2 separate regions of the Mus musculus genome follow, and region 2 is linked to region 1. A link is a contact called in ENCODE Hi-C or POLR2A ChIA-PET data. All regions are on one chromosome and are shown on one strand. Each heading gives the region's core, a stretch centred on a gene start or an enhancer-like site at or near the end of the contact. The rest is flanking DNA. Distances are from core to core; before and after follow the strand shown. Region 1 holds the start of Smarcb1 (SWI/SNF related, matrix associated, actin dependent regulator of chromatin, subfamily b, member 1). Region 2 holds the start of Prss57 (protease, serine 57).

The links. A loop is a pair of places that touch in the nucleus more often than their neighbours do. ChIA-PET counts read pairs that join two places held with the same protein, here RNA polymerase II (POLR2A).
Region 2: a map of T-helper 17 cell shows a loop between it and region 1 (5-fold over the local background). The contact joins the promoter of Prss57 here to the promoter of Smarcb1 in region 1. A Hi-C loop is called at or near these places in 1 of 37 maps with a recorded cell type or tissue (T-helper 17 cell). POLR2A ChIA-PET finds 5 or more read pairs at or near these places in 1 of 5 experiments (embryonic stem cell).

Annotation. Positions count from the first base shown.
Region 1 is chr10:75,919,449-75,924,242 of GRCm38, reverse strand. Smarcb1 (SWI/SNF related, matrix associated, actin dependent regulator of chromatin, subfamily b, member 1) reads left to right here and starts at 2,629. Exons shown (of 9, transcript NM_011418.2): 1 at 2,629-2,940. The coding sequence starts at 2,848. It overlaps Mmp11 (matrix metallopeptidase 11), which reads left to right. Exons shown (of 8, transcript NM_008606.3): 8 at 128-1,021. The coding sequence ends at 261.
Region 2 is chr10:79,786,631-79,791,424 of GRCm38, reverse strand. It overlaps Prss57 (protease, serine 57), which reads left to right and starts at 2,440. Exons shown (of 5, transcript NM_001042710.1): 1 at 2,440-2,582; 2 at 3,914-4,067. The coding sequence starts at 2,483.

The sequences.
Region 1 (4,794 bases), core at 1,380-3,879:
GAAGCTACCATGCCTAGCTCGGCAGATCCCAAAGAATTCACTAGTGACCAAGGCCTGCATGGTGTGTGTCCCTAGGCTCGTGCAGAGCTTAGTATCCACTGGCTGACTGATGTCCTTCTCTTTTCAGGCTATGCCTACTTCCTTCGTGGCCATCTCTACTGGAAGTTTGATCCCGTGAAGGTGAAGGTCCTAGAAGGCTTTCCTCGCCCCGTAGGTCCTGACTTCTTTGACTGTGCTGAGCCTGCCAATACTTTCCGCTGACAACACTTTGGATGCATTCAGGGGTACTGACTCCTGCCAGGGCACTTAGATCATGTAAGAGACCCACAGCCATATCTGTGGCTCTGGGCTTCAGGCATGGGACAGACAGGGCCTATGTCTCCTCAGGGGAGTGGGTTGGGGTGCAGCCACTGTTTGTAGGAACGACCATGCTGGTCATGGTCACCTGCCAACAATTGTCTCAGACTAGGCAAAGGCTTTGGTGTTACTTAAAAATAAGGGAGGTTTTGGGCTGGCAATATTTCAGCTACCAATAATCCACAGTCAGCCTGGTTGCCCAAGGTCTCCATCTCTGTCCCTCAAAGTAGAACCCCCACACAAACTCAGGAATCACCTGCAATGAGGTTCCTGTTGGGAGTGGTGTTGGTAATGAGATGCCCAGGGTACCATGCTGCCCCTGCTAAGCAACTGGACCAGTATCTTTCCTGGTAAGTCAGCTCTGGAGAGATAGTGAACTGATCATATTCTGGCAGGTGATTCAGACAAGTGCTTCCTGGAACTCAGGCCAAAAGGTACACAGCCAGCCAAGGAGGCAGCTGCTTCCTCCCAGAGACACGGAACCTCAAAGGCCCCACATACCTCACAGCCTTGCCCCAGGCCATTTCTTTCTGGGGCCCTCTTCCTAGCACAGGTACCCTCTAAGCCATGTACATGTGTATACAGTGTATAAAGACTTTTTTAAAAAAACAAAAAACAAAACCCAAAAAAGCCAAGACTGTCATTAAACATGAGTGTTTTCTAAGCGCCTGTCTGTTTTTCTTTGCAATTTGCAGTCAAGATTTGGGAGTAAGGGTTAGAGCCTTTGTGCCCCAAGACTGTTTCCCTGGGGCTAGGACCCATATTTAGAGTCTCTCCTGTCCCATTCCTGAACAAATAGAGGTATACCCACAGTGGCTTTCTAACTGACTGGCTGTCTCAGCAAAAGCAGTATCATTTTATCAGATCATGCCTAACTACTGGGGGTGGGAGCTGAGGGAGGCATGGTCTCATTATACATCCCTGACTGTCCTGGGACCCACAGAGGTCTGCCTGCCTATGACTCTGGAGTTCTGGGATTAAAAGTGTGAGCCACCCCTGGCCCTTAACCCTCTGGTTCCCATGGCTGTGAGATCAGTGGGCAAACTCCTGGTTACCACAGCCTTTCCTAGTTCTTTAACATCTCCTTCATCATGACCCCAGTCACAATTGCAGTCTCATTAGACTGACCCTTATGAAGCTGGCCACTGTTTGTCCTGCTGCTTTCAGAGAAGTGTTTGTATTTTGCACATCCCACCATGCCCCCACCTCCCCTACACTAGGTTGTTAGTCCCTTTGCTCCCATACACAATGTCACTTTTACTTTAATGTTCTGTGGAATACATATTTTATGTATCTAAGGAAAATCTAGAAAGCACAAATGAGAGAAAACGTATTTGTCTTTCTGAGACTGGCCTGATTTGTTTAATATGATATCTTAGTTGCATCCATTTTCCTGAAAACAATGTAATTTCACTTTTGTGGCTGAAAAACAAAAAACACATGTACACACATTTCACACTCTTTTTTGTTTTCTGGGACAGAGTTGCTCAACATATCCCTGACTGTCTTGGAACTGAAGCTAAAAGCTTGCACCACCACACCCAGCCTAGACTACATTTTCTTCATCCATTCCTCTATTGTTGAATAGCTACCTAGGCTAGGCTATAACTTAAGCTCCTGTAATAGTGCTACAATAAACATTAAACATTTTGGAGTCACGGCTCTGTTCAACAGGGGGTGGACTGCTTGGACACGTTCCAGAAGCACTGTCTTCTCTCGGGGCTGTTATGCCCCAAGGCGGGCAGAGGCACAGACCAGGGCTGGGCTTGTGGGCACCAAGCTTGCAGAGGTAAGGAAGGAATGCAAGTGCCTCCTCCCGTTCATCTGGCACATCACCTAGATCTTTGAATAGTACCAACCTCCATCCAGTATTGTCATTCTTCCCATCCCTACTGCCTCGGGAACTGCTGTTGGCCTGGAGTGGATAGCTAGCTATTCCTAACGCACTTTCGGGTGGAAAACCTGAGGCGCTAGCGTGGGGTCGCCATGCCCACCCAGCTTCCCTCGGGCTTCCAGATAGAGCGGTCCTTCTCCTCGCTTAACGTCTCATTTTTTTCCTTCATCCCGGGGCGGAGTGCCAGCTCTGGCTATGCGACTAGGAAAGCTACCGCCTGAGTCAGGGCCTCAGTGGCTATTTCGGTCGCTGAGAGGTTTTCCTCCTTACCCGCCCAGGGAGGAAGCCTAGGAAGCAAAAAAGAACTCGGGTCCCTTTAAGGGCTTGCGGGAACGCGCTCGGCCTTGAGTCGCGCAGGCTGCGGCGCGCACGTTAGCGTCAGCTTCTCCACGCATGCGCACCGAGGGCGGCCTGCTCGTTGCAGAGACGGCCAAGGAGCCCAGTAGTGACACGAGCGCTCGCCCGGTTCGCCCGGCTTGCCCTGCCCGACCTTCACCTCCAGGCCTCCGTTCCTTTCGGTCCGACGCGCCTCGGCCCCGCCCTAGCCCACCGGATTCTTTCCAGCTCGACCCCGGCTGCCGGTTTCCCCCGCCGCCATGATGATGATGGCGTTGAGCAAGACCTTCGGGCAGAAGCCCGTCAAGTTTCAGCTGGAGGACGACGGGGAGTTCTACATGATCGGCTCCGAGGTAGCCCGCGGCGCGTTCTCGGCTTCCCGGGCAGCGGCTGGCCGGCTCGAGTCCCGGGGCGGGCTAGTGCTCCCCGAGAGCGCGCCTCCATTCATCGCGGAGGCGGGCGCGTGCTCGCAGCTGGGGCGTGGCCTGGTGGGCGTGGCCGGTCCCGCCTGGACCGTCCTGGGTTTTCTTTACCCACTTAACGTTGTTCAGACCCTAAGCATCTGTCCTAGCTTAGAGCGTCGAGCCGGTACACTCTAGGCAGATGGGGAAAGGATGTTCGGGAAGCCCCTGGGCGCTTGGAAGTGGAGGTGCAACACTGCCCTTGAACCCTTTGGCAGCTCTCGTGCACCCCACTGCCCCGGTCTCGAAATCTCTACTTGTAAGCCCGAAGCTTAGGAAAGCCTCTTCCCCTTTGTGTTGTTGCTTGCGAGGTGGACTGCAGAGAGCTTTTATGATGTTTAGAAAGTGATTGGACATGTTTGCTTTTGAGTGGATTGAGGCCCTGAGGTCGGAAGCACTAACGTTTTGGAGATCAGTGAACTAATTTTGAGTTTTTATAGGGGATAAATCTGAAGGGTCGCTAACCCAGAACCCAGAGCTAGAAGAGACAGCTTCTGTGCAGTCAGGTGGACAGGGTTCCTTAGGATCGCACCTGTGCGCCAGCCACTACCCTTTTCACAGGGGTCGCATATCAAAGATCCTGCATATTAGGTATTTACATTATGATTCGTAACTGTAGCAAAAATTAGAGTTATGAAGTAGCAACGAAAAAAGTTTATGGTGGAGGGGGTCATTACAACATGAGAAACTGTATTAAAGGGTCACAGCATTAGGAAGGTTGAGAACCACAACCTTAGAAAATCCCTTCAATTAACCCTAGAGACCAGCCAAATCTTTGTGTTTTTTTGTTTTTTTTGTTTTTCTTTTCTTTTTCTTCTTCGAGACAGTTTCTCTGTGTAGCCCTGGCTGTCCTGGAACTCACTCTGTAGACCAGGCTGGCAGAAATGTGCCTGCCTCTGCCTCCTGAGTGCTGGGATTAAAGGCGTGTGCCACCACTGCTCAGCTGAAATTTCTTTCTTTCTACCTTTTTTTTTTTTTTTTTTTTTTTTGGTGCAGATTGTCTATCTCAAACTAACTTCATTCCATCTAAGGGCAACCCCCAACCAGTTTATGTCTCTCCTCCCCTCCTCTCTTTCTTTCTTCCTTCCTTTTCTTTTCTTTTCTTTTCTTTTCGATTTATTTATTTATTTATTTATTTTATGTCTATGAGTACACTGTAGCGGTCTTCAGACACCCCAGAAGAGAGCATCAAATCTCATTACAGGTGGTTGTGAGCCACCACGTGGTTGCTGGGAATTGAACTCGGGACCTTCAGAAAAGCAGTCAGTGCTTTTAACTGGTGAGCCATCTCACCAGCCCCATCCCCCCTTCTTTTTGAGACAAGATCTCATCGTGTAACTGGCTGCCTTGTAGCTCCACTTTGTAGACCTGGCACTTGAACTCACAGAAATCCTCCTGCCTCTGAGTGCCAGGATCAAAGCACTTGGTGTCACTACACCCAGTTTATGTGGCTTATTTTTTTTTCTTTCTTTCTTACTCTTTTTTTGTTTGTTTGTTTATTAAGTGCACTGGGCTGCACCTTTAATCTGAACACTCAGGAGGCAGAAGTAGAGGGTGATTTTGAGTCCAGCCTGGCCTACGTAGTGAGATCTTGTCTTGAAAGGAATAATAATAACAAAAAGATAAAATTCAGATGTGTGAATGTCATCCAGTAGACATGTAACATGTGTAAAGAGGTAAGTGCCCACCCTGGAGAGCTAATGGCATTTCAGACTGCCAGCCGTTACCTCTGGCAGCTATTCAGTG
Region 2 (4,794 bases), core at 1,191-3,690, 3.9 Mb before region 1:
ATCTGTAATGGGATATGATGCCCTCTTCTGGTGTGTCTGAAGAGAGCAATAGTGTACTCACCACATATATTAAATAAATAAATAAATAAATCTTAAAAAGAAAAAAGCCCGAAGTGAGCTGATGTGGCTATACAAATCTGTCACCTCAGCACCTGGGAAGTAGAGGATAAAAGTCCCAGGTTATCCTTGGCTACATAGTGAGTTTGGGGGCAACCTGGCTACCTGAGTCCTTGTCTAAGAAAAAGAGAGCCACTTCCAGGAGAGTCGGAGGAAATGGAGAGCCAACGTCCTGGTTGGTGAGCTGGGGGCATGTCTGAGCCTTGCACACCATTCGTCTCTCATTGTCAAAGCCACTGACAGATCTTCACTGGGTCTCTATATACACATAGTGTCTCAAAAACACAAAAATCAGGCAGTGAATAAATAAATAAATAAATTAATTAATATCTCAAAGGGTTCCCAGATGCCCCAGAACGGAGATGGGAGCCCTTCCTGGGTTTCTCAGGCCAGGCCAGGGTCCAGATGGCTGCTGGGAGCTTGGCAGTTGGCAGTTGAGGTGAGTGCAAGATGGTTTCACAACCATTCATCAAAGCAGAAGGAAACAGAGAAGCAACAGGGCTCCTGCGTCTGCAGCCTGAACTTTTCCTGCACTTGCTGTGCGATTTTTTTCCCCCCTGAGACACAGTTTCTCTGTGTAGCCCTGGCTGTCCTGGAACTCACTCTATAGACCTGATTGGCCTTGAACTCACAGAGATCTGCCTGCCTCTGCCTTAGAGCTAGGACTAAAGGCACGCGCCCACCCTGCATCACACACCTTCCCACTCTCTGTCGTCATCCCCGCTGATTTCTCTTTATATCGCTGTCTTCATCTCTGTTTCTGTCTCCCTCTCATTTATTTTATTTGTTATTTTCTGAGTGTTTTTCTGTGTGTATATACCACATGCATGCAGTACCCACAGGAGCCAGAAGTGGGGACAGATCCACTGCCACTATGTGAGTGCTATCAACCAAACCCAGGTCCTTTGGAAGAGTAGCCAGTGCTCTAAACTGCTAAGCCTTCTCCCCAGACCTGCTTTCTGTTTGTTTGTTTGCTTGCTTGCTTGCTTTTTGTTTGGCAAGGACTCACTCTGTAAAACAGGCTGGCTTTAATCTCAGAGACCCATCTGCCAGTGTCTCCAGAGAGCTGGAGTTAAAGGTATGCATCCTCTTCAGGCTTGGCTTTCTTTCTGTCCTTATCTCTGTCTTTGTCTTCCCCTCCCTCTCTGTCTCATTCCACCTTCACCTGTTTCTGTTACTCTCTTATGTTCCTCTGGCCCTGGCTCTCTGGGGTCTCTCCCTCCTTCCCCTCCTGCTCTGTGTCTGGTCACTACTACCTTCCTGAGCCCTGGCTCCCTCAAAGGCCAATGGTGCAGAGCTTCCCCCTGCATCCTCAGTGGGGGATGGAGTGACCCTTTTGGGAGGTTGTTGCTAAGACAACAGTGCCTTCTCCTGCAGGATGCCCTTGCTGACCCTGAGCCCTCTCCCCTTCCTGAGCTGTCTGGGACCACTGTGCACCCTGAGTTCACCCAAGCCCCTCTCTGCTCTTAGGTACCTACCATTTGCATCAGCCCTGGGGTGGGTCCTACAGGCCAACTAGGGCATAGCCTGTAGCAGACTTAATTAAAGCTGCAGCATCTGCTAACAAGCATGGACCAGTACAAGCCCAGCCAGTGTGTGCTCTGGGCTCCATCTCACAACCTAGGGGAAGCTTATGTTCCCACCTTACGTGGGTCCATGGTAGACAACACCTGTGGCCTTAGCACTTGGAGGATAGAGGAGGGAGAGGCAGGCAGGCGTTCAGGGCTATTCTCAGCTGGATAGCTAGTTCAAGAGCGTATTGAATTAGAGGCCAGATAACTGAACTTTCTCTCCCAAAGGTCCCCACCACGAGGAAACCCAAGCCCAGCACATATCCTGATGGGTGGTCTCTGGACTCCAGACCTTAGGGTCACTCTCTGCTATGTCCCCAGTTCTTCCAAGGAAGTATGGTATACAGTAGGACCTCAGTAAAAGCAATAAAGTCAGCCCAACTCAGAGCCCTCCCCAAAGAACTAGCTTTATGGTCCTCACTGACCTCAGGTTCATGATGGGGAAACTGAGGTCAAGGGTCAAGGTGCTTGCTCCTGGGCTACCTGGCTGGGGACAGACAGATAAGCAGAGTTGGTGCTTCCAGGATGACTGTCCCCTGAGAAGGTCTGAATGCGTTCAGTGGCCAGATAATCTAGTAGGAAGGTACAAGGGGAGTTTGAGCTCACAAACCAATCTTGTTTCTAAACTTCTGGGTTTTCATGAGCAGCACAGTTGGAGACAAGAAACAGTAACGTGGCCTCCCCTGATTTCCAGAAGTGCCTGCTCCACCTTCTGACCACAGACCACAGACCCGGAACAACTTTCTGGACTGAACCGTTGGGTGCCTCCTGCACCTGCAGACCTCACCAGAAAGATGCCATCCTCTACAGCTATGGTGCCTGGGACAAGAGGAGGCTGGCACTGTCTGGTGCTGACTACAGCAGCTGCCCTGACCCAGCTCATGTGGCTCCCTGGTGAGAACTCCAAATGGCCATTAGACCCTACCCAAGGTGACCAGGCTCCCACACAGGATGCACGTGTACTCTTGCTCAGGCAGGAGGCTATGGGGTGGGGGTGGGGCAGCCAGTAGGGACTTCAGCCACCTCAGGTACAAGATCGTGGAGACTGGGCTTCCTAGCTTTTGTTTTGTTTTGTTTTTATTTTTGTGTGTATTAGTGTTTTGCCTGTATGTTTGCATGCCTGCAGTACCTGGAGGAACCAGAAGGTGGCATCAGATCCCCTGGAATTTACAGTCGGTTCCAACAATCATGTAGATGCTGGCATTAGAATCTAAGTCCTCAGTAAGACCAGCCAGGGGTTTTAAATAACGAGCCATTTCTCCAAGCCTCCTATTTTTTAAAAATTACATTTATTTATTTTGAGAGAGTACATGTAGATAGTGCTTGTCACAACCAGTGGAAAACTTGCAGGGGTCGATTCTGTCCTTCTACCATAGGGGTTCCTGGGATTAAACTCAGATTGTCAAGCTTGGTAGCATGTGCCTTTGCCTGCTGAACCTATCACAGGCCCAAAAGGTCTCCTAGCCTCAGTCTTTAATTATCTATCTATCTATCTATCTATCCATCCATCCATCCATCCATCCATCCATGTCTGTCTATCTGTTTGCTTTCAAGACAGGGTTTCTCTGTGTAGCCCTGGCTGTACTGGAACTCACTTTGTAGACCAGGCTGGTCTCGAACTCAGAAATCTGCCTGCCTTTGCCTCCCAAGCACTGGGATTAAAGGTGTGCCCCACCACTTGGTCCCCTCTATTTCTCTTAAGTAAAGTGGGTTTCTCGTGGTCCAGGCACCTTGAAATAGCTGGGCAGCTGAAAAGGGAATCACCTTGAATTCCTGATCCTCCTGCCTCCACTTCCAGAGTTCTGAAACAGCAGGCCTGCACTGCTACACCATGCTTATGTGGTGCTGAGGGTGCCTGGGACTGGCTTTGTCTGTCTGTCTCATCTCTGTCTCTGTCTCTGTCTCTGTCTCTGTCTCTGTCTCTGTCTCTGTCTCTGTCTCTGTCTGTCTGTCTGTCTGTCTCTCTCTCTCTCACACACACACACACACTCACTCTTAGGCGAGGTCTCATCATGTAGCCCTGGCTGGCCTGTAACTCTCCATGTAGACCAGGCTGACTCTGAACCCACAGAGATCCTCCTGCCTTTGCTTCCTGGATGCCTCCCTCTAGGTTTGCCCCTTCCTCTCAGCCCAGCCTCCACCCCTACTCCCTGCCAGGGCTGTGCTCCATTGCCCTTGATTTACCTGTCCTGTCCTTGTCTCTCACATTGCCCCACCTCTTCCAGGTTGCTGTGGGTCCTACATTGTTGGAGGCCATGAGGTAACGCCACATTCCCGGCCCTATATGGCCTCTGTGAGCTTCGAGGGCCATCACTACTGTGGAGGCTTCCTGATTCATACCCATTGGGTGGTGTCAGCTGCCCATTGCTTCAGTGACAGGTGACATGCTGGGGCCACTGAGGGATAAACTTAAGGCCATCAGGAAGCCAGGATGTGACACAGACAGGACCAACTCTCTACCCCCACGCCCGGGCACTTCTGGTGATAACAATCAAACATAATAACTATGATCATCTTCGACACAAGCGACATGTGCTACTGTTTGGACTCACATTAACTGTGGGGAGAGCAGCACAGTCCGGGGACTCCAGCTACCCAGAGGCTGGCTCAGGGGGATGGAAAAATGAAGCTCAGTGTTAGCTACAGTCTGGAACCATGTCTCCATAGGCAGACAGACAGACAGTTATAGGATAGTAGTTAAATAGTAGAGGTCTTAACTGGAGTGTGGCTCAGGGATGGAGCCCCGCATAGAATCCCCAAGTGAGAGTCTGGGGGTGTTGCCCATTTGTGGAGCCCTTGCCTAGAACCCTCAGTGAGGGGTGGGGATGGGGTCAGGTAGAGTGCTTGCTCAGTGAGAAGCATGAGGTTTTTAGGGTTGTTTGGTTTTTTTTAAGATTTATTTATTTTAAATTCACTTTTCTTTTTTAAAGATTTATTATTTATCTTATGCACGTGAGTACACTGGAGCTGTCTTCAGACACACCAGAAGAGGGCATCAGATCCCATTACAGATGGCTGTGAGCCACCATGTGGTTGCTGGGAATTGAACTCAGGACCTCTGGAAGAGCAGTCAGTGCTTTTAACCACTGAGCCATCTCTCTAGCCC